Linked DNA regions of Homo sapiens: regions 2 and 3 are each linked to region 1. Evidence: chromatin loops called from intact Hi-C (ENCODE). Cell type or tissue: GM12878. All regions are shown on one strand.

Region 1 (8,000 bases):
TGTTTGTTTGTTTTCCTAATTTGCTTTTTTTTACTGCTGTGTGTAGCCGCCCATTGCCAGATTTGCTGCACTCTTCCCACCCCCCTCACCTCTTTCCCACCCCTCTCACCTCTTTCCCACACACATCAATCCAAAACAGTGCTCCTTCTCCCTGGGGATTTCTCATGGCTTTTGTTGTTATTAGTTTCAATTCCACTTTTCTCTATATACTTTCTTCATCATTGACTTTGTGGAGGAAAGCAGTAGCCGATGCTATTATAGTTCACCATCTTGGTGATGAGAAGAAAGCTTTCATGAAAATTCTACTTTCCTCCAATTCATACAAAAATTTAAGGTAATTTCAATGAAAACTTACCACTTTAAACATTGAAACTGGATAAAATTATCTTAAAGCTTATAAAGTGGAATAAAACCATGAGGTAACCTACCTAATCAGATGTAAGAATATACTACAATGCCATTATAATCAAATCAGTGTGGTATTGGCCTAGGAAGCACAAGACCAGTAAAAAATAATAGATGATCCAGACACAGATTTCATTGAAAAATGATAATCTGACAGAGGTGGTCTTTCAATTCAATGGGGAAATGATGGTTTATTTAACAAATGGTACTAGCACAATTCACTGGCTATCCATTTAGATTATAAAATTGAACACATATAACCATTTACAAAAATATATTTAGAAGAATTAAAATGTAAATAATGAAATTTTAAAAAACTACTGCAAGAAAATCTATAAATCTATATCTATAGATTAAGGATATAGAGACTCTTCTTAACAAAGAATGGAAAACCAGAATCCATAAATATAGATATATTTGAAGATATAAAAAGAAAATACATTTAAGTGGAAAAGACACCATAAACAGTCAATAGATAGGCAACACACTGGGGAAAAATTATTAAAATACGAAGGACAGAATATTACTATTTTTAATACACAAAGAACACTTTAAAATGACAATCTGGAAGTAAGTAACGGAAACACTGACAAAGACTATGAAGAGGCAGGCTGGGCGCGGTGGCTCATGCCTGTAATCCCAGCACTTTGGGAGGCTGAGGCGGGTGGATCACGAGGTCAGGAGATCCAGACCATCCTGGCTAACACGGTGAAACCCCGTCTCTACTAAAAATACAAAACATTAGCTGGGCATGGTGGCAGGCGCCTGTAGTCCCAGCTACTTGGGAAGCTGAGGCATGAGAATGACACGAACCAGGGGGGCAGAGCTTGCAGTGAGCCGAGATTGTGCCACTGCACTCCAGCCTGGGCGACAGAGCGAGACTCTGTCTCAAAAAAAAAAAAAAAAAAAAAGACTCTGAAGAGGCAATTCATAGACACACAAATCCACTTGTTCCACAAATGTAAAAAGTTATTCAAACTTCCAAGAAGTCATGGAAATGTAAATTAAAGTAACAGCATATCATTTTACCCCTAACAGTTTGGCAACAATTATAATACCAAGTAACAGTCATTGCTGGCAGGGTTGCAGGAAAGAGTGGACTTTTACACATTTCTAGAGAACATTTAAATCATTAACAGACTTCTGGAAAGTAATTTGGCAAAGCTATTATACCTTAAAATATACAGCCCCTTTTGACCCAGCAATCTGACTCCTGGGAGGCTATCTCACACAAGTAAAACCACCAGTTCTTAAGGATATATGAACAAGAATGTGTACTGCAACATTTTTAAGATGATAGATTGTAGGACATCTACACAATATTGTATGTCTATTAAAAAAATAAATTAGTGCCCTTCCAGTTAACTTGAGAGTTTTCCAGCAGGCATTGTTGACTATTAAAGTAAATGCAAAAATGTATATAAAAATATGATTCACATTTTTAAAAGCAGTGGTGACCCCTATAAATTTATGTGTAGATAACCCCCATGCATATCTGTGTGTAACTTTTATATTGAAAAGTGGGACTTGTGAGGTATAGGCACAGAAAGTGCTTTTTTTTCTTCCAGTCTCCCCTTAAAATATTGTGTGGGACTACTACTTTCCGACTTGCTGGATAAAAATATTTGGTTTGTGAGTTGTAATCACAGACTCAACTCAGCAATGAACATGTGCAGTCCCATGTAATAATGGCAAAGCGAGAGTCAAACAGTAATCCACTGTGTCCCCAAACTCCATGTGTGTCATCTTAAGCTGTCTGATGGTCTAGGGAAGTCTCTTTTTACAGGCTTGAGATGTGCAAACAACCCTCCCCATGTGGGAGTTCAGATTTACAACTCACAAGTAGTAAAAGAACTCCCTTCACAGATCTTAACCTCTAGTCTAGGATCTTTCACATTCTTAAATGGCAGAGAGGTTCAATGGAGTCATGTAACTGGTTTTCAGACACGTGCTGGGTTTTTTTGTTTTGTTTTGTTTGTTTTTGTTTGTTTGTTTGTTTGAGAAGGAGTCTCACTCTGTCCCCAGGCTGGAGTGCAGTGGCGTGATCTCGGCTCACTGCAACTTCCGCCTCCTGGGTTCAAGCGATTCTCCTGCCTCAGCCTCCCGAGTAGCTGTAACTACAGACACACGCCGCCACGCCCAGCTAATTTTTGTATTTTTGGTAGGGACAGGGTTTCACCATGTTGAGCAGGATGGTGTCGCTCTCCTGACCTCATGATCCGCCCTCCTCAGCCTCCCAAATTACTGGGATTACAGGCATGAGCCACCACACCCAGCTGCTTTTAAGATTGTACATCTCACTACATAACATGTGTTTTTGTTTGTTTTGTTTGTTTGTTTGTTTTTGCTTTGTTTCTCATTTTAAACATCTAATTTAACATTGTTACAAGTGTGTGTGTAATTGTTATAATGAGAATTTTAGTATAAAGAGAAATTGGTAGGACATATACTAGGTCAGGTGTCCCCAGCCTCCCGGGCCACAGACGGGTACAGGTCTGTGGCTTGTTAGGAACCAAGCTGCACAGCAGGAGGTGAGTGGCAGGCCAGCCAGCATAACCACCTGGGCTTTACCTCCTGTCAGATCAGCGGCAGCATTAGATTGTCATAGAAGTGTGAACCCTATTGTGAACTGCGCATGCGAGGGATCTAGGTTGTGTGCTCCTCATGAGAATCTAATGCCTGATGAGCTGAGGTGGAAGTTTCATTCCGAAACCATCCCCACCTCGCCCTCCTCCCCATCCCCCACGAGAAACCTGTCCCTGGTGCCAAAAACATTGAGGACCTCTGTACTGCGTTGTAAAATTGGGTTACTTGGGGAGAGAGGAGATATGAGTTTAAGAGAGGAAGAGGTGGAAAAAAGAGAGACATACCAAAAAGGAAAAGAAAAAAGACTATTAAAGCAAACGACTAAACAAAGAGTATGCATATTATGATCATATTTATGGATTTATGTGGAAACACATCTGTACACTTGAAAACTTCAAAATTTCATAAAAATGAGAAAATAACCAATCATTTTTATATGATATTAGTAAATCACTCTGAAGTATAATGAGAAAATCTTAAAGGAAAATCTTCAAACTCAGTATGATATTGTGTCTGCCGTGAAGTGAAAAAAGAAATGAAAATCAATGACTTCTCATATTACATGTAAGTCACACATCTCTGCTTGCTCCAGTAGCTAAAGTGTGCTAAGAATCCCAAGTGCTTGATGAAGCCCTGAGCCCTCGTTGTTGGCTTTCATAAGGAGACTACTACTGGCTCATGTTAATTGAATTTAGAAAATTTACTGTGGATTATCCTGTCTGGTGCCTAAATTAAATGCATGGATGATAATTCATTTACTGAAATTAGAAGCCAGGAGGAATATAGATACAAAGTCAAAGTCTCTGTTTAGCTAATGTTTTGCCCAACCAGCCTGCACTTGACAAGTGTCATAGCACTATGCTATTTTTATTATTGGGAGTTAGGAGACCTCAGGTCTAGTTCAATCCCTGTTACTATGCACAAGGCATATTTCTGATGTGCAGGGAAAATTCAAGGTGGCCACTTAAGCTTTCTAGGCCTTATTTGCCTAATATATTCCTAGAGGAATTAGATGATTTTTAAGATTACTTCTTGCTCTATATTAGTAGGTTCTCCAATGTGAGTGAACGTAAAACTCACTTGGAGAGTCTGAAAGTACTAATTAGGGGGTTCTGCCTCCTGAAATTCTGATTCCGTAGGTCCAGGGTCAAGTCCAACACCCCATTTCTAACAAGTGTCTCGTTGATGCTAGTAGCACTAGTCCACAGCCCCGATGAATATAAAAACTGAATGAAATATTTGCTTTTCTGAGTAAATGTCAAGAATTATTGAGATGAAGGAGGCTTGGAACTGATATTTTTAATCTGAAATAGATATCATTTATTGCACTGGTAGAACCTGTATGTAATTTCAAGGGTGCACATCTTACCTTTTATTATAATTATAATAAACTTCCCTTATCATATAGTTCCTCCTCAGAGAATGTGAACTGCAGGAGTCCTAGTTCCCAGTAGAAAGTGCTGTTAGAAAACCTCTGAGATTTCTACCTCTGGGAGTAGTATCCTCTTGAGATGCCACCAGCTCTGATGTCTCTTGTTTGTCTCCCTTGCCCAAATAAGCTTTCCTAGCATGTACTACCTAAAATCACGGCTAGGTGTCGCTCTAATTCTGGGGCGCACCGGTTTCAAGGGGAAGTGTGAACCAGGGCGCTGGCACTGCTCGTGTGTTTATGGGTGAAAGCATCTAAGAGAGGCCCTGTGAAATTGCCTGCATAAAAGGATCACAGTTAGGGATGTCTCATAAACTAATCCCAAGAGGAGCCTTCCACTAAAAATAAAATAAGCACGTAATAAGGGTAGAAAAATTTCCTAAAAATGAGGTTGGGATTGGTGGTCAGAGCGTCCTGGATATCAAAAGTGTCAGTTCATTAAGGCAAGATTAGTGTCATGGGTGAATGGAGCATCACAGTTTAATGCTTTAACTTATTGGAACCTCACTTTCCACTTCCTTAAAATAGAGACTATCAAAACAAAACAAAACAGAAAGTACCTTCCATTTCTTCAAAGAATTTTTGTCAGATCAAATGAAGAGCTGTATGGAAAATTATGTGTAAATTGCTAAGTGTTTTAAAACACATTTTTATTAGCAGTGAATTCTTCTCAGGCACTTTATTGGATTTTTAGATAACACTATCATGATATTCCTATTTATTCCTGAACATAAAATTTCCAGATACCATTTTCTTCCTACATGACCATAATTAAAGAATTTGTTTTCTTATGTTTTCATTACTTGTCCATCCACTTCCACGGTAAATCTCAAATGTAAAGAGACTAAAAAGAAAAAATTAATAAAATTATATTTATCCTCATGTGGAATTTCTGCTTTTTGTAATAGCTACTATACACTTAAATATTTAAAATTTAGAATATTTTCTCCATGTTTCCAGATGCTGCCCCCCTAGACATATTGAACATTAGGAAATGTTGTCAGAAAGTCTTTTCTACTAGTCTCTGTTTTGGATTATCTAGATCATAGTTCCTCTGATAGAATAATCAATATTATTAATATTATTAATTAACAATATAATTAATAAGTATGGTCTTGCTGGCCTTTTATGCCCTGCCCTCCCACCCTTCCCTACTCCATCCTACCCCAACCATAAATTATAAAGCCAAATACAGATTTGTATTTGGATTGGTATTTCACTGATATTTCAAACCAGTTCCACTCCTTCTCTAATTAAATGTGCATTTTCTTTGTGATTTGACTGCCAGTCTACACCCTAAGTCACCATCTATACCTTATTGCAGGTAATTCGTGTCGACAATCATCACTAACCATAGCCATCCTCTCACTGAGTGCATGGACACAGAATATGCCTTCTCGTCCAGCTTCTCATCCTGCAGGGCTCCTATGGGTGGGGTTTTCCCTGTATGAATTCTCCAACTTGGCAAAATGATGATTACTGTCCCCTCGCCATAATCAGATAGAAGCACTGGAGAAATGTATAGCATTGAGTTTTCATCTTTTCTATTATTAACACTTTGAGGAAATAAGAGTCTTCCAAAATGAAAGGCATTTCTATACACTGTACTTGCAAGTCATTATTTTCATTTAACATTTAAGTAGTAGGAATAAAAGCCACCTTTATCCTTTAAAGTTTGCTGTAGTGTAACTATTGCAGAGGCACATGAACTATCTTACCTTTGATGGTGTTGATAATCTGAAGCCCCTTTCTATTTGGGGTTACTATGGTTACGGCTGCTCAGGTGATGTGTGAGCTGCACTGCTGTTTTGATAAAAATAGGTATTAACTACCAGTCATAGTGCTTTTCATTTCATAGCAGTTCTTGTAGAAGCACAGCATATTTTTTAAAGGTTGGGGGGAGAAATGCCTTTTCAAAGACTTATGTGGGAACATCTGCATAAATAATGGTGATTGGTCATGTGTATAAAAATATTTTTAATTAAATTCATTTTAATTAAACAGGGCATTTTGCTGAATCCTTCTCTGTTATTTGCACCAAGCTTAGCCTTGAGGAAGATGGCTGATTAACAGACCCAAGAACCTATAATTAAAAGCAGGACTGTTATTTTTGGAGAAAAGCCTCTTCAGTAAGGATGACTTAATTGGGCTGTCTCTCATATTTTTCATTCATCGTGGAACTCCAGGTTTAAATATTTAATTTTTCTAACACCGGAGAAAGATTACTCACATTGGCATAATCAGAAAAGTTTTTATTTTTCAGTTTTGTTTTCCTTCAGTTTCTCTGATCATGCTCTCTAATCACTGTTGTGTTTCAATATTTAATTGTGTTCTTCATTGATTTCTTTTGTTTGGATCACATCTTTTTAAAATCATGGATATTGTTCTTTTTCACCTTCTGGCCCTCTCTGCCTCTGCATTTAGTTTTAGCCTATATTACACTTGTGGTTTCTCATCACTGGTGTTATCAATATTCTACACAAGAATTCAAGAGAAAACGGAATAATTTTCTATTCACAGACAAAAAAAAAATTTAAGATGTAATTGACAAAGTAGTTCCTTCAGTACCAGGGCTGGCTTAGAGAACAAAGACAACATTCATTTAATATCGGCTAAGCAGGAAGAGATCAAGATGGTTTTATGCCATATTATAAACAGCAAAAAATGCTCTCATATAGTATAAAGTTTGTGTTCCTGAATTATTTGCTCTGTCATCTATAAAGAAAGTTGGATGACTCTACTTTTAGCATCTAATATTTGGTAGAGAAAGATTGCATTGGTATTGCTGTGAGAGAACAGAAGCAGTAAGAGATATTCATATGTTTTCATTGAATTCCAAGGGGGGAGAAATTACACCTCAGAGGGAGTCAGAGGATGTTAGACCAGAGTACCTCCCACTGAAGCCAGCAGGCTTCTAGAGAGCACAGACGTATCAGCCATTTTTACTATGCAATCTGCATTTCAAACCTGCACACAGTGTCATTTAACAGTACTTGGCTGTATTTTCTGTGTCTTTACAATTCAGTGTTAAGCACAATGGAATAGCATCAGTTTAAAACCCTCTACATAAACCTATGTCTGTAAAACTCCATCATATAAACCTCAATTCTATTCTTGAGCAAATTTACTCAGAAATAAAAATAACAGCTTTGATTTATATTGTTTGACTCTTTCAAAGAGCTCAAAGAGCTTCTACAGACAGTATTTCAGTTATTTTCACATTGTGTTCTTGGGTAGAGAAGACCCATTTCTTAGGTGAAATAATTGAGGTGCAGCAAATTTTAAGATTATCTCAAGGTTTCACGGCAAGTTAATGAAATATAGGTATGGAAGCTAGGAATTCTGTTTCCTTAGATTTCTAGACTGTGTTTTTGCTAGATACTAAACACTAACATCTATCTGAAAAAAAAACTGACTTTTGCTAACTTGCAGCCAGCTTAAAATTATTGAAGCAATGGCTGTACTTGAATCAATATGTAGAAGCAACCCAAAGCCACGGATTGGCAGCAAATTAAAAGCTCCATCTGAATACGTCTACTAGAGAGTATGTTATCTAGTGATAGCAGCCATTAACTAAATG
Region 2 (8,000 bases), 610 kb after region 1:
TTTAACAGAGAGAAAATACCACCTTACCCAAGACCAGGCAGCTGATCACGTTTACCTTGTCTCCAACACTCTGCAAGGAAAGAACTAAACGTTGCAGAGAAAGTGGAGAATAAATGCATTGCAAGGCAATCAGAAGAGGCAAGTAGGCCAGGGCAAGTCCTCTATTTTCTTCAAAAGTTTATTACATCCTCCTCTATTTTCATCAAAACGGTCTGTTTCACCAGAGGTAAACCATGTTCCATACAGTCATAAGTCATAAGCTTTGCAAGGCCCTCAAGGGTCCTTGGATGTCCAGTGGGTGCTATGCAAGGACATATCAAGTGGGTGCTATGCAAGGACTCTTGACAAAGGGCCCAAGTGTGGAATAAAGAAGGGTATGTATGAGTACACTTGGGCACTAAAATAGCTTGAAGGCTTTTTCCCTATAATCTAAGTTATATATGGACATGTGAGATACAAGGAAAGCTACGAAGTGGTGATTGTGTAGCTAATATTTTGAATTTCACTATGGCACTTGAAGAGAATCACTCACTGGGAGGACAATATCAGTATATATGCTGATTGTTCACCATGAAGAATATTTTAAGATAAACTATTCTAGAAATACACTAAACTCACCTAGACAGTTGAGTTCTGCAACTTATGAATGGCATTATAGGCTCTGAAATATACAGTGGACAGTAATTCTTTACCTTAACACCAAACTGTTCTCTCATTCTTCATACATTATTAGTCATGGTTTTATTACATAATAGGCAAGATAAATAATACTTTTATTACAAAATACATGCAAATAAAGAATATTCTGAGTTTTTACAAGTTCCAGGTCATGTCAGTCATGAGAACAAACAAGCACAAAGATCAGTCCCTGCTTAAAGACTTTCTCTAACCTACCTAATATTTAAGGCAAATTACACATGCTTTCAGGGCAATCAATTCAGAATTAAAACAGTATTTTTAGATGTAAATGTCTCTTGAGAAATACTTGATATTTTTGCTTTGTGGAACTTACACATATATAGTATTTGGCACAGAATTAGACATGCTACGTATTTTTCTGGGGAGAACACATTCTTCAGATAAGATGTATCCAAAGTTGAGGATAAGCATCCTATGAAATATGTAAGCTATACATAATATGTAACTTTGAAATTTACAGTTTAAGTTCATGTTAGCTAAATGTTATTGTGATTAGAAAATATAAAATAGCTACATAGAATGTTTTTTGGCTTTTGATACCTTTCTACATCCTGTGAGAGAGACTGCTTACGTTTCTAGAAGGATATGACAGATCCTTTATTAAAATGTTAGCACGGCCAAAAGCCATCTGAAAAGCATTTTTCTAGAAGTTTTTAATAAACCCCTCACATCCAGTAGCTATTGCACAGTGCAATAAAACAAAATATGCTGAAACAAAAACAATTAGGTCATTTTGCATTGCTCTAAAGAAATACCCAAGGCTGGGCAAATTATAAACAAAGAGGTTTATTTTGGTTCACGGTTTTGCATGCTGTATGGGAAGCATGGTGCTGACATCTGCTTCTGGTGAGGGCCTCAGGAAGCTTAGTCATGGTGGAAGGTAAAGGGAGAACAGGCATATTGCATGGGAACAGCAGGAACAAGAGAGATGGGGGAGGTGCTACGCTCCCCCCAGATCTCATGTGAACTACCACACCAAGCCAATCATGAGGGATCTGCCTCAATGATCCAAACACCTCCCACCAGGCCCCACCTCCAACACTGGGAATATTACATTTCAACATGAGATTTGGAGGGAATAAACATCGAAACCATATCAATCATCTAATACCACCCTCATGTAATAAGAATATTTAGTGGCCTAGGTAGCCAAACTATATAGCAAGGTGCTTATTCTTTCCAAAGACAATGTTTCAGCTATTTGGAGGACGAAAGAGTATTTCTAATCAAAGTTGTGCTCTTCCAGATTTACATTTGTGCAGTTGTGAGAACTCCAAAGAACTTGATGTGTCCTGAGGACGTTACTACAAAGCGGTTAATTTCTGAATTGAATTTAAACTGTAATTTCCTTTCCAAATTCCGTATGGTTTGAACTCTACTCTAAAAGTAATTTTAGGGTACATTTCTTATTCTTGAATAATCTGAAAATACAAACTGTAACTTGCAAACATACACAAAACACAGGAGTTCAGTTGTACTCATAATACTAGCCCTCTTCTTAATTCTTACAGGATTGTTTTCTGTCCACCCATTTTGTGAAAACTGCATACTGCTGCTCTGCTCTGATAATTGTACAGGTTTTTCTTTTACTTTGAACTTTGACAAAGAATCCAGTGCTTCATCACACTTTATACTATTCTCCAGGCTTTTTCCACATATCCCCTATTTCAGCTGTTTACATTTAGATTTTCCTTTATGGGATTCCTCCTTCCAGGAACTTTGGTTAGGGGAATTCACAATAATAAATGACAACTAATAAAAAGTATATTTTAAAATCTATTTAATAGTTTTTCTCATAGGAGATCAAGAATTAAATGTCATCTAAAACACTGGGAAAGCAGATTATGAAGTGGTATTCCATATGCAATAAATATGCCAACATATCACCAACTTTATTTATAAAATCTGTTAACTGAATACAAATCAAGTATAAGGAAATCTTGTAAAGGTATCAGTGCTATGGAATTATACTGTTATTCTTTATCTTGTTTTAGTTATAAGATGTTCCCACCATTAGTTCTCAGGAATAATGAATATTTATCTAAGCACCACTGTATGACAACCCTGTGCCAGTGATATACATGTGATTTCATCCTTTCAATAACCATTCAAGGTTAATATCCCCTCCTTCTAGGTGATAAAAGGGAATAGCTGATACACAAATCCAAATATGACTTCACGGCCCAGGCCTTTCCTCTTCCTTCACCATTGTGCCATGCCACATCTCGTTTGAAAATCAAAAGTAAGTTATTTATTCTAAAACAGTTCGACACACTATGTTTCCTAAGGATGAGAGAAAATAACTTGAAAAAAAATTTAAAAAGCTATTTTTCCTTTCTCTGTGACAAAATGAATAATCAGTGAGTTTACTACATGTCAAAATTTTAAGTTTTCTTTTCATCGGGCAATACATAAAACTAAAAAAGCATTCAAGTATGGTCATCAATAGTACTAATCCACTAAAATATCAAAATCAGTTTGCTTCAAAAGTGTATTTTTTACCCCATGCTATGAAGTGTTGATATCAAAGTACATCATATGTAACCATTAAAGAGAACAGAGAGCACAAAAAGTAGTGAAGACGGTTAAAAAATAAAGAAAGTGGAGTAGTTGGCATATACACTTGGTATTACATGTTCTCTTTTGAAGTTTTTACTCAAAATAGAAAATACTAATGAACCATTTGGGCTAAATCATTTTCAAATTCCATAATATGGAAACTTAAAGAAAAAGTGGGCTTTGTAAAGGAAACAATATACATGCTATAATATGGATGAACCTCGAGGATATTATGCCAAGTGAAATAAAACAGTCGCAAAAAAAGACAAATACTGTATGATTTCACTTATATGTTGTATCTAGAGTAGTCAAATTCAGAAACAGAAAGTAGAATGATGATACTGAGAGACAGGGGAGGAAGAGGGAAATGAGTTGTTTAATGGGTACAGAGTTTCAATTTTGCAACACAAAAAAAGTTCTGGAAATTGCGTAATCATATGAGTATACCTAACACCACTTTGTTAAGAGGTAAATTTTGTTATGAGCATCTTCTCACAATTAAAATAACTAAATGTCATTTTTTAAAAGGACCCAATGATTTGTTAATGTGACAATGACACTGCAGGTATGTTTTAAAAACAAAGTATTTAGAGATACATGTAAGTTGTTATCTGCATGTTTATGGTATGTAAGGTTCACTGTACTATTTTACTTTTGTAGAATGTTTAAAATTTTCCTCAATTAAACAGAATAAAATAACTTTTAAAAAAGGAAACCAATAAGGAAATGAACTTTCCTAACCAAGAGAACCATCTAGCATGAAAACATATGATTATAGTTTAAACATGTAAAGTGTAACATTTTAGCCATAACTGATAAACATGTCACATCACTTATTTCACTTGAGAGAAAGCTGCTAAAAAACTAATTATTAACTGGGCTTGCATCGGAAAAACAATATGGAGAAAATTACATGGACAGTCTAAGTTTGCTATGAAAACAATGTACTTTTATTAATTAAAAGTCAAAAACAACAAAAGGGAAATTTCACAACCTTTGTTTGCAACTATATAATCTTTATGTAGAAAAACTATAAAGTGACAGTCTGATCTGGAAAGCAGCTCAACAATAAATCTAATCCTTACATTAAAAGTAAGTAAATTATAGAATCAGTTCACCCAAAAGAAATTGTCTTGCTGTAGAATATTTTAGCCCAACTGATTTCAACTATATTATTCTCATTTCTGACAAACTGTCTTTCCTGATATTTCAAATCACCAGAGATGTAACAGACAAGAACCCGTTGAAGTAAAAGAATAAAACACAAATACTCCAAGCACAATTACATGTGACATGATGAGTGCATTTAATCTACAATCTACAAAACTATACAAATTACCAATTATACATATAATCCATTTACATTGAAGCTCCATGAGGTGGTACTGAATAAACACTGAGGCATCAAATTTTCAACAATGGAACAAGGCTCACGGAACAGCAGCACATTCCCACCTTTTAGTCTAGCATCACAACACTTCCCCTGGGATTTGTACTTATTTATATATTATCTAAGTCCTAGGAAGTTGGTAACAAAAATTTTAAGTCAAAAGGATAATGAATTAAACACTCCCTAAAATCTATTCTAAAACATGCGTGTGAAATATGAAGAGATCAAGCACTTTGTAAATGTGAGATTTTACAGTCACGTGTTCCTTTAAACTTATACTAGTATCTTCACTAGTATCTGCACAATTTTCTGTAATTAGGCTTTTCACTAAAACTTAATAGAAGAGGAAAACAACAAAGAAAAAAACCTTATTTGTAAACTGTACAGTCTTAGAAAAGTGGTACTATTTATTTTTAAAACCAACTTTCTCTGCTAAAGAAATCACACTGTGTGGTCATCAGAACAGTTTAAGTCACTTTGGCAATACAGAGATTTATTTACCCTTATTTTGAATAACAATAATGATGATGATAAACTATTGTCACGGTCATATAATTTTTCAGAACTTACGCCACCATGGAGGCAAATGTGTACAGAATATTTCTAATAAACCTAAATTTAATCACAGTTAAAATTTCTCAAAAGTATTTTCAAGTGCTCAAGAATATTAAAGTTTGGGGGGAAATACCTAAGTCATAAATAAGCAAGTATTCCCTCCAAGATTCACTAATTGGGATAAAAGTCTCAGGGTAAGCCCACAAGAATGGTCTGCAATAAAGAAAAATCAGGTCTGTGTAGAGTAATTTCTGCCATCTTTAGCAGAAAAGCCAAAAACATTCTGAGCCAAATAAAAGCAAAGATCTTTTGATTCAGCGCCTTTTGTTGTGTTAGTTTTAATTTCTAACTTCTCAACATGTTATAGCTCAGAAATTCCCATATGCTTACTATCTGTAATAAGGAACTATAACGTTAAAGAAAAAATTCAGAGACGTGATCATTTTCCATCATAGGTCTGTCTCTCTTTGGTAAGAAACAGATCAAGACTTACTTATTTTCTCTCACCTACAGAAGAGAGGGGAGTTAAATGTCATTAACCTAGTAAACAATCCCTGTGTATAAACATTAAGTTGGAGGGTAAAGAGCCTAAGTCATGCCCTTTATAAGAACTGTGGAAAACAACTCTGGCACGTAGCTGTGGTAGAGGACAGTAAGTGTCCACAGATAGAACATGATCTTTCCTGCAACTGGAAGACCATGCTTATGAACATTCTAGTCAACCTATAGAAATTTTGCTCTGTAACTTGAGTGTCCTTCAGACAAGAAACATGAATAATAAGCTATTATAAAAATATGGTAGAATATCTTCCCCCTTATAAGTCACCAATTTCTGATCCCATTAAACTTTCATAGAATCCATGGGAGTATTAAGTAGGTTTACTCTAGGTAATTTGTCATGAAGTAAAACTGGAAATAACCTATCTAATAATACCATTTGCAATTCAAGAAAAAAAAATCCAATACAATCTAATATGTACATTAACAAACTTCACAGAATATATATTCTATCAGGCCTAAGAAATCCTCACCCACCCAACCAAAAGAAAGTCAGTTTCACCCACTGTAAGATAAACCATGACACTTGTATCTGGATCCAGAAAAAAAGAACTGCTAAACTCCAATGTAGTAGGAAAAATATTACAAATAAGCACCCAAAACTGACCTAAAATTTTCTACTCAATCCCGCAGGATGTCTTTTTTTGAAGAGAAATAAGCATCCCTTGCAACTTGACTGGAAAGATTATTACCTGACCAATTATTTCTAAGCCTATACTAGAAACCAGTGCAAGATGGAATGCCAAAATCACCACCAACTCGACACGACCGTTATTTTTGCAAAGAAAGGTAGTTATATAAAATTCCATTCTCCCAGGCAATGAGCAGGGGAGAAAAACATGTTACTTTTTAAATGGCTACATTTGTAGGTTTTTGAGTATCAGCACCAAATGTTCACTTTTAATTATTCTGAACAAATTTTTAGGAATTAATGTTTCCTAACAAAATGGACTAACAAAACAGTGAATAAGGAAATAACTTTCAAGCAATATTTGCATGCTGATAAGAACCATTAAGTAAAACAGTGATTGGCTCATTTCCAAAGCTACTGTAGGTGTGCACCGTTTGGAAATAGTGTATCTCACTGCTCAGCTAATATAGGAACTCTCCAAACCATGGGTGCACATCTTATTTTGTGACTAGGCAAGATTAAGTAAAACAAGTTGAAAAGATTTTTTTAAAAAGCAAGCTAAATCAAAATAATCCATTGTTAGAATAGTTTTCTACTTTCTCTTTTAGGGAGGAAAAAAAAAACCCATCAAACCAGTGTATGAAGTGCCTACATAAAAAACTGAAATCAAGATTCACAAATAATAGTGTCAGTTCAATTCTACATAACCCTTTATTATATTTATAGCAGTATTATGACCAACATTACACAAGTTTTATTTCTTCCTCATACCGTAGCAAATTTATTTTCATAATAGAGTTCAACTCTGCAAATGGTTTAAATCAACTTTTTGCACCTTGAATTTACAAACCATTAGATACGAAGTTTCCTGAAAAACATTTTATTTTTAAATTTTACTTAAAGCTATAACTAAACCCAAGTCTCTTGGGAGTGGGGGGGGACCAACTAAGCTGTTTAAACACAAACTTATAAAAAATATTCTGATGCCAGTGTTTGAAAGATAGCCTACAGAAGATTATAAAAGGTCAACGATCATACAAGAGAATTCTATGGCCAAACCTTGTTAGAAAATTTGTTTTACAAATAAACTTCTTTCATAATAGAAGAGGAAATGAAAAGATATTTAATTTCCCCCTAAAAGTAAGTAGTTGCTCAGAACATGGGTTGGATGTATGGAAATCATATTGCTTCTGTGAAAAAAATGTTTTAGCCAGGCATTCCACTAACAAAACGCCATGCCATATCTACCTAGTCTTTGATATCTGGGTATTAGTATTACCCAAGAGAAACTTATCAAAAGCAAATGGTTAGCAAACCACCAAATAGGAGTCTCAGGTCCCTTAATTTGGATAGTCATCTTAGTAAATATAAAACTTAAGCTACTTGAACACTGGGGCTTATAAAGTGCATCAGGTATAAGAAGCACAACAGTAGTGTGAAACTCAGTAGGACTTTAAGGGACTTAATATCACCGGTGGGGCAAAAAAACAACATTATAGTTTTCTGTTCAGATTTTATTTGAAATCTAATTCAAATTGTCAAAGCTACAAAAGGGGGGAAGACATCTGTATTATTTTTGCTAAGTCACAACATCCTAAAACAAAATAC
Region 3 (8,000 bases), 240 kb after region 1:
AGGGAAATCTAGCTCAATGCCTGGTTATACATAATCCAGGGAGTGAGGGAAGGCCTTGAGAAGAAAGTGACTTCTGAGTGGACACATCAAAGAAAAGTAAGAGTTAACTCAGAGAAGGAAGGCTTCAGGAAGACCCCACCTAGGCAGAGTGGCAGTGCTGACAAAGACACAGCCAACTCATCCCAGCTGAGGACACTCATTTCCCTGTGATGAGCATTTGCCTTCTCTCTTGCTGGTCCATTAGGAAACACACCAGCTGACCTCTAGATTGGAGCTGGCCAGCCAGAATGCATTTATACCTAATTAGTCACAAATTACAGTCCGTAACAAGGCAATGTTTTATTTTGCTGTATTGTACCAAAATCCAGGACAGCCTCACTTTCACAGTTTCTTCTTCCATCTGTACCAGGAAGAAGGCAAGACTTTGCCTCTGATCTGATTTTCACAAATCATCTGACCAAATTGGAAGGGACTCATTAGAACAGAACAGTAACTCACCTATCAGTTTCTGATGGACTGAACGAGATCTGGCTGAGGCTGTTTTGCAATTATAGCACTTTCCAGCTGAAGGCCTCAAAATGTTTTGTGAGCAGTGATGAGCAACAGGGCCTCCTAGTGCTAATACTAAGTGCTCTCATAATAAATTTTCACCGTCAACGTCTGGCTCATTAGCCTGTTAGGGCAGGAGAGGGGGCATGCCTGTGAGAAGGAGGTCATGCGGTGACCCTGCCAGCAGTAGGACTGGACCACTGCCCAGTGCTCGCAAGACGAGGTCGCATGTGGAAGTCTCGTGGAGGTTCAAGCCCACTTCTCCCGGTACCAGTGGACACCCCCAGCCCTGATGTCCGGACAGGTACTGTGAGGGCTGATTTGATGGAACTCGGAGCAAGAGAAGAGCAGAAGGGCAGAAGGAAAGGCCTGATCTGAGGATGAGGAAGGGTGGAGAAACATGGGTTGGGCCCATGGGACTGGTTAGATAGAAAAGCTGGGTAAAGGATTGTTGTGTCTGTAATTTTCCTTTCTACATGATTTCTCCTAGTTCTGTCACTGGCCCAGGCAGCCCCTGCAGGGAGGGTAGCAATCCTGTTTTGTGTGTAACTCTGTTAACCCTCCAGGTGTATTACTGAGTTGGCAGAGCAGAGTGGAGAGGAGGACACTTGTGTACTGTTTCAGGCTGTGTGGCACTAAGCTAGGGGGCTTTGGGGAGATGTCTCAGTGGGGCTTCCTATCACCCCACAAATCCTGCCACTGAACTGGCTGCTTCTGAAACCCACCCCAGCATACATTCCTCTCATTCCAAGGCCCCATATCACCCAAAAAATTTGATGTCATTGATTCCTACCTTTAAGATAACATAGTGAAAGTCTAACGTGTCAGGCAATGTGTTGGATTCAAGGTGAAGACATTTTTCCTTGCTCCCACTTTTCTGCATTTCCCAATTTTCTGTAATGAGTCAGTAATTTTTTGAATAGTAAAGTTTGCCATAGAACTATAACTGGAAGTGAAAATATATAAGCCACATTTTAATAGTTTTGAAGAACTAAATTACTTTTCTTAAGTATTTAAAGCTTGTTTACTTTGAAAACTTTGACTTTGTTACCTACTTCACTAAGAAACACAACGCCATTGGACCCAAGGGCTCTCACTATCGACCAATGCCTTTCCTCCAACTCAGAGAATCAGGTGAATTGGGTTTATAGTGCAAAAGAAACTTCTTTAAAATTCAAAAACAAACCAGTCATGAGTTCTGGCTACAAGATGCTTACAGTATAACCAGGTAGAAGAGAAAAGGCATACGAAAATACAATTTTTTGTAATATAAAATATTAGATAATATTTTATAAAATATAAGACAAAATTGAGAAGGATAAATACTTTAAAAGAGGTCTTGATAAGGTCAAGGGATGCCAGCAGAAGCCATTTTCCCCCAGCTGATGGATGGAAAAGCTTGATGACGGCGGGGCGTGAGAGCCCTGCCTGAGAGAAATCAGGGCCTGGGCTGCAGACAAGGTAGATTTGGGCAACCAGGGAATAGGTTAAAATGAGCAGCGGCAGGGAGGTCAGAAGGGGCTCGTGGGGTGGACCACATGAGCTTGATTAGGATGAAGTAAGGGAGACATGAAGAAAAGGAGGTGAGGTTGAGAGAGCTGAATGTGGAGAGGTAATGGAGGACGATGGGGACTAGGCTGAGGGATTTAGTTCCCCAGTCAGGGGAGCTATACCTGAATCAAACTGATCCAGCAGCAGAGGTTAGCATGGACCAGGGTGGAAAGAGGCATTTATGAGACTGAATCCAGGTGAGATAAGATGACCTAGGGCAGTAGCTGTGAGATGGGGGGGATGGGCCGGAGGTGTTTCAGAGGCAGCATAGGCGTATTCTGGAGAAATAAGGAGTGGAAAGGATTCTCTTTTCCAGCCTGTGCCCTCAGACTGGCTGAAGCTGGCATGAAGGGGCTACGGTGGTTAGAAGTTGCAATCGAACACTGGAAAGGAAAATTACAGGTTGCTCTTCCAGGAGGACTTCTTCAGCCCAGAGGAACTGCAGGAGTTGCCAGCATAATGAAATCTAAACAGGGAATTATCAAATAAGCAAAAAGGATAACCCATGAGGTTTCTTTTTTTTCCTTCTGCCCCTCTTTCTCTTTTAAGTTATTCATCACTAAATATCTATGAAGCAGTTACATTATATAGGAAACCAAAGGAACACAATTTAACACCTAGTTTCTGTCATCGAATGATTTTCAATATATTTGCAGACAGAACTGTATTCACATGTCTGCATACCATTGCACACTTTAGTTCACGAGCCACCTTGAGAAAGATGCTAGGACTTGAGCTGTAAACATTGCCTAAATTAAGGGAAATTTAGTGTTTGGGGGGTATTATTATACAGTGCTACTATGTGCCATATACTTTACTTTTCATCTTATTGTGTCCATTTTAAAGATAAGGACACTGAGACCCAGAGAGATGAAGTTAAGAGGTAGGTGACAGAGCCAGGAAAGCTTCATCCAAACCACAGCGCCCCCTAGAGAGGTAGACAGTGAAAGGCAAGTCTTCCTCATAAAAACCTGGCATGCAAAGGTATAGAAGATATAGGTTATCTATACTTCAAAACCATCAGAATTCGAAAGGTTTCATATGCACCTTCCAGCTTACTTTCCAGTTGGTTCTAATAAAGTTTTCTGAGACTCCTTTCTGAAAGATTCTGCTGCTGTCAGGAATCTGCATATTTCCTCAAGATTTGGAGCTGGGTAGGACAAGATAGAAACACGAATAGAACATAAGTTAATTGCTTTCTGGAGTATGTTTCAGAGTCAGTGTATTTCCCATGGTGTTCTGTATGCCTGCCTCCTGGGCTTAAAGGGTTAACAGAACACCCCCACCTTTTATAATATCACCAGATCTCGATTAATCTGGCAAATGCTATAAATCAAGGGACAGTGTGAAATTGAACACTAAATGTATTGGACGTTATTATAAAAAGAGAAATTGGATAATTTCTACTCATTTCTATCTGAAAATGAAAAACTGCCAGGGTAATGAATCTCCTTGATCTGCTGAAGTGCTTATCAGTTACAAAGTACTTTTCCACTGAAGAGATAAGCAGAGTCAAAACACACAAAAAAATCACAATTTTTTGAATGAAAATAAATCTTCATGCTGTTTGTGGGATAAATTCCCCCCAAAGAACCCAGCAACCATCTCTTTTAAAAAGCTTCAAAGTCGATAGGATTTCTTATTGCCCTGAAACACGTCAGGAAACTAAAGAAAACTTTGTTACATGAACTGTCCACCCTTCCATGAAATCAAGAGCAAACTTATCAAGATTGATTTCTGTCATCAAGTGCAGTTAGATTTGCATAAAAGGGTTGGCCAAAAAGATATATCTAAATAACCTTTCATTGTTAAGGCTAACCTCCCTTTCACTGTTAAGTTCAAAGGAAGGAAAGTTCTTTGAAACACCACCAGGGCTGATTGGTGCTGCTGGTCTAATCAGAGCATGTTTTGAGTCCAAAGGTAAGAAATGCCTTCAGTTGGAATAAAATGCAGGCAAGAGGCCAGGCGCAGTAGCTTATGCCTGTAATCCCAGCACTTTGGAAGGCCAAGGTGGGGGGATCATGAGGTCAGGAGATCAAGACCATCCTAGCTAACATGGTGAAACCCTATCTCTACTAAAAATACAAAAATTAGCCGGGTGTGGGGGTATATACCTGTAGTCCGAGCTACTTGGGAGTCTGAGGCAGGAGAATCGCTTGAACCTGGGAGGCGGAGGTTGCAGTGAGCCAAGATCACGCCACTGCACTCCAGCCTGGCAACAGAATGAGACTCCGTCTCAAAAAAATAATGTGGGCAAGATCAGCCAGGTGGCCACCATTCTAGGGGGAAGAGAGCCCTTCAAATACTGATTCCAGGGCAGCCTGCTTGTTTTAACAACCTTTTCTCGGTAAAGCTCTCCAAACCCTGGAACTGTTCCAGTTTTCCTTTTCTGCATGAAGTAGGAATGTGATTGTAATGAGATAGTTTTTCAGAAATCAGTGTTGCAGTTCTCATTTTTCCTGTATTTGATAATACTTGCCCTGTGCCTATTAATGAGCCTAGTCTAGTTGAGGTAACTGGAATGGGCAAAGAGTTTACTGCACTGAGAACCTTTCCAGGGCCTGTTCCCACTACATACATCATCAGGAGCTGAGAGAGTTTAGAACATAGTAATTACCCGGTGTGTAGTCATCTTATACAAATCAATTTATTCACACACTTAACAAATACATGTGTGCCAAGCACTGTTCTGAGCATTTGAAATAAACAAAAATGCCTGTGCTCAGGGTGTTTTCATTTTGGCAAGAGAAAATAAGCCGTGAGAAATTAGCTTAACAAATGGGCAAATTATATAGTATATCAGGTGATAAGTGGTACAGAAAAAAAAATTGAGCAGAGGAAGAGAGAATGGAGGCTGGGTTATAGGGATGGGATTGGGCTGTGATTTGAATTAGGTAGTCCAAGTAGGCCTCACTGAGAAGTTATCTCTTGAGTAAAGACTGGGAGGAGGAAGAGCATTTTAGCAGTGGCAATAGCTTATGCAAAGACTGTAAGGTGAGATGTACCTGGCAAATTGGAGGAACATCAAGTGGGCCAGTGAGGCTGAAGGGTGAGCATGTAGGAGAGTAGGAGGGGCTGAGTTTAGAGAAGTAAGAGGGGTGGGAAGATCATACAGGGCCTTATAAGCCATTGTAAGGACTCGGCCTTTCACTTTAAGAATTGGGTCACGAGGTCGGGAGATCAAGACCATCCTGGCTAACACGGTAAAACCCCATATCTATTAAAAATACAAAAAATTAGCCGGGCATGGTGGCGGGTGCCTGTAGTCCAGCCACTCAGGAGGCTGAGGCAGGAGAATGGCCTGAACCTGGGAGGCGGAGCTTGCAGGGAGCCAAGATTGCACCACTGTACTCCAGCCTGGGTGACAGAGCGAGACTCCATCGCAAAAAAAAAAAAAAAGGTGGGGGCAGCTACTGGAGGATTTCGCAACAAGGGATGTGATCTAACTGGCAATTTGAAAGAACTCCTCTGCTGTCTTGAGAATACACTGTATTCTACAGGGAGGCAAAGGTAGGGGCTGAGAGTTGAATTAAGAGATGACTGCAGGAATCTGGGAAAATCAACAAATAATTCATGGTTCTATGTGCTATAGTGGCATAAACGAAGCTGGAGCTCAAAGCACTGTGTGCAACTAGTTCTTCCAGGGAAGGCTTCCCAGGGCTGTGACTTGTGAATTGAAGGAAAGGGACTTAGAGAAGGAAGGCAGATGGCAGGAGGTGAGATGAGAAAGATTTAGGGGCACCAGACTGTGAAAGGCCTTGAGTACCACCAGGACTGATGCCTTTTATAAAGCCAAGAAAATGCCCAACTATGTGGCCTAAACAAATAGGTTCTTATTTTTCTCATGTATTAGGAAACCTAGAGGAAGCAGTCCAAAACTAGTGGATAAAATCAGTGATGAGGCTCTTTTTGTCATCCTTGTTGTAATGGCTTGTGCTGGTTCTAAAGAGTGCTGCTGTGTATCCATGTTGTGGGAAGGAAAAAGGAAGAGAGCAGCATGTCAGGTGAATCTAGCTCTCCCTTTTTTAAATTGGGAAAGCAAATCTCCTAGAAACCCTACCCAACAGACTTCAGCTTGAGTCTGCCTAGCCCAACTGGGTCACGTGACCATGCCCACCTGGAAGGTGGCTCAGCTGAAAGGGTGGTGGATATGGTGTATGTCAGCTAACCAACAGTGCCAACACAAATTCTTAAATCTATCCAATGTGAGTGAAGATGATGCTTCCCCCAGAGGGCCACATGCAGCTTCATTGGCCTCCCCCTCTCAGATCTGGGCTCAGCAAAAGAACAGCTGCTGAAGCACCCACTCTCCACTATGGCTATCACTGCCCTGCCCCTTCCACAGGGCCCCAGGTAGACTAGCTAGGGCCTCCAAGTCCCGCCTTTCCTGCATGCCTGTGAACATCACTGATTCAACAGTAGGGACCAGGCCCTATGCCAGCAATGGAATCTGCCTCTCCATAAGAGAAAGGTGTGTGTGAGTGTATGTAACCCTCAGAATTTCCTTGGGACTCTGGCAGTCACTTCTGTTTTGTCAAAAGAGGTTTCTATCCTCCCCTTCCAAGTGATAAAGCATTAAGACACACAGGCTGGGGGATGGGGTCAGAACTTGTGGCTGTGCATTAATGAGCCCCACTGGGAGTCAGCAAAGCTTGACTTTGGTGGTCACAACCTGTTTTCCTTGATCCCAGGTGCCTATCTCTCTTCACCCTCTTTCCAAATCTGTTCTCCAAAAGGTTCTGATGAAGTCATTAACTTTGAAGTGTAAACAACTGATAAGACTGAAAATGCCCTCTCCCCTAGATGCATTCTTATTCTAATAGCTGTCAAGCCGCTGTGGCTTGAACCTAAACTTGGAATGGGCAGGGCACCAGAGTGGCTGGTTTCAGTTTCTAGCTCTGCCATTCATGATCCAGTGAATCAGTACATCTTTTGGGCTTCAGTTTCTTCATCTGTAAAGTAACAAATTTGAAAGATATGACCTCTAAGGCCCTCCTTGCTCTCCTGGTCTATATGGCCAAGTGAGAGAACACAACTTGACTGTGTACTGACTTCTGGTATTACTAGCGCTTAGCTGCTGTCATGCGTGGCATTGATGCAGAAGCCTCATCCTACACACGCTCTGAGGACTAGGACTCCACACACACTCAGCCTCCCCCTCTGGAGGGGTGATCTCCATCTGGGTGTGCACTCCCCTCCTCTCAGACCTCTGCAAGCAGGTATCTGATGTGCAGAGTGATGGAGAGAAGCTGCCTCTTGGTATCATCCACTAGACTGTGGGCTTGCTGAGAGCAGAGACATGTCTGGTTCACTAAGTGTATGTAAAAATGAACTGCCTGAACTGTGGTTAGAAAGGTAGCAGGGATGGACTTCTCTTTCCACTCTGCTCCTTACAAATAGACTCCGCCAGGCTCTGCCTTTTATCTGTTCTACCTTCTCCCCTCCTTTTCTCTTCCTATTGTCAGGCAAAAGCTGCTTTCACACAGTCCTATTATGACATCTCAAGTTGGACTCTTACTCCATACCTCATCCAAACATCCTCACAGCCTACCATAGCTGCCTGAGTTACCATTTGATTCAGTTCCTAAAGAAATTCCTCTGCTAAATGTCCCATTTATACTAACAATAAATATTTGTAACACATTTTCAAGTGCTCTCATCTACTCTAAGCTCTCCTGGGAGGGGTAATTTCTTTTTTAATTTATAATTGATACATAATTATGCATATTTATGGGGCACAATGTGATATTTCAATGCATGTATACATAGTATCGTGATCAAATCAGGATAATTACCATATCACTTTAACATTTATCATTGTGATGACACTGAAAATCTTCTAGTTATCATGAAATGTACACTTCACCTTTACATGCTGTAGTCACCCTACTGTGTAATAG

Evidence for each region. A loop is a pair of places that touch in the nucleus more often than their neighbours do. Peaks named below come from ENCODE experiments on the same cell type or tissue, not always from the same donor. Only the 100,000 strongest peaks of a DNase experiment are listed, where the experiment ranks them.
Region 2: it touches region 1 in a loop (5-fold over the local background); 15 of 110 quality-filtered maps call a loop at or near these places.
Region 3: it touches region 1 in a loop (4-fold over the local background); 7 of 110 quality-filtered maps call a loop at or near these places.

The regions. Positions count from the first base shown.
Region 1 is chr3:143,671,140-143,679,139 of GRCh38, reverse strand. All of the region lies in intron 5 of SLC9A9 (solute carrier family 9 member A9), which reads left to right. Among named protein-coding and RNA genes, the nearest start is that of SLC9A9, 170 kb to the left of the region's middle. In GM12878, a CTCF peak has its summit at 4,589; a DNase peak (open chromatin) is centred at 4,599; H3K4me3 peaks cover 512 bases; H3K27ac peaks cover 744 bases.
Region 2 is chr3:143,056,732-143,064,731 of GRCh38, reverse strand. U2SURP (U2 snRNP associated SURP domain containing) reads right to left here. Exons shown (of 28, transcript NM_001080415.2): 28 at 4,007-8,000. Among named protein-coding and RNA genes, the nearest start is that of CHST2, 59 kb to the left of the region's middle. RefSeq lists an enhancer at 3,513-3,582. In GM12878, no CTCF peak of the experiment used is centred here; a DNase peak (open chromatin) is centred at 3,641; H3K27ac peaks cover 830 bases.
Region 3 is chr3:143,428,985-143,436,984 of GRCh38, reverse strand. All of the region lies in intron 12 of SLC9A9 (solute carrier family 9 member A9), which reads left to right. Among named protein-coding and RNA genes, the nearest start is that of SLC9A9-AS1, 91 kb to the right of the region's middle. RefSeq lists an enhancer at 6,564-7,084. In GM12878, a CTCF peak has its summit at 3,026 (motif pointing left); no DNase peak of the experiment used is centred here.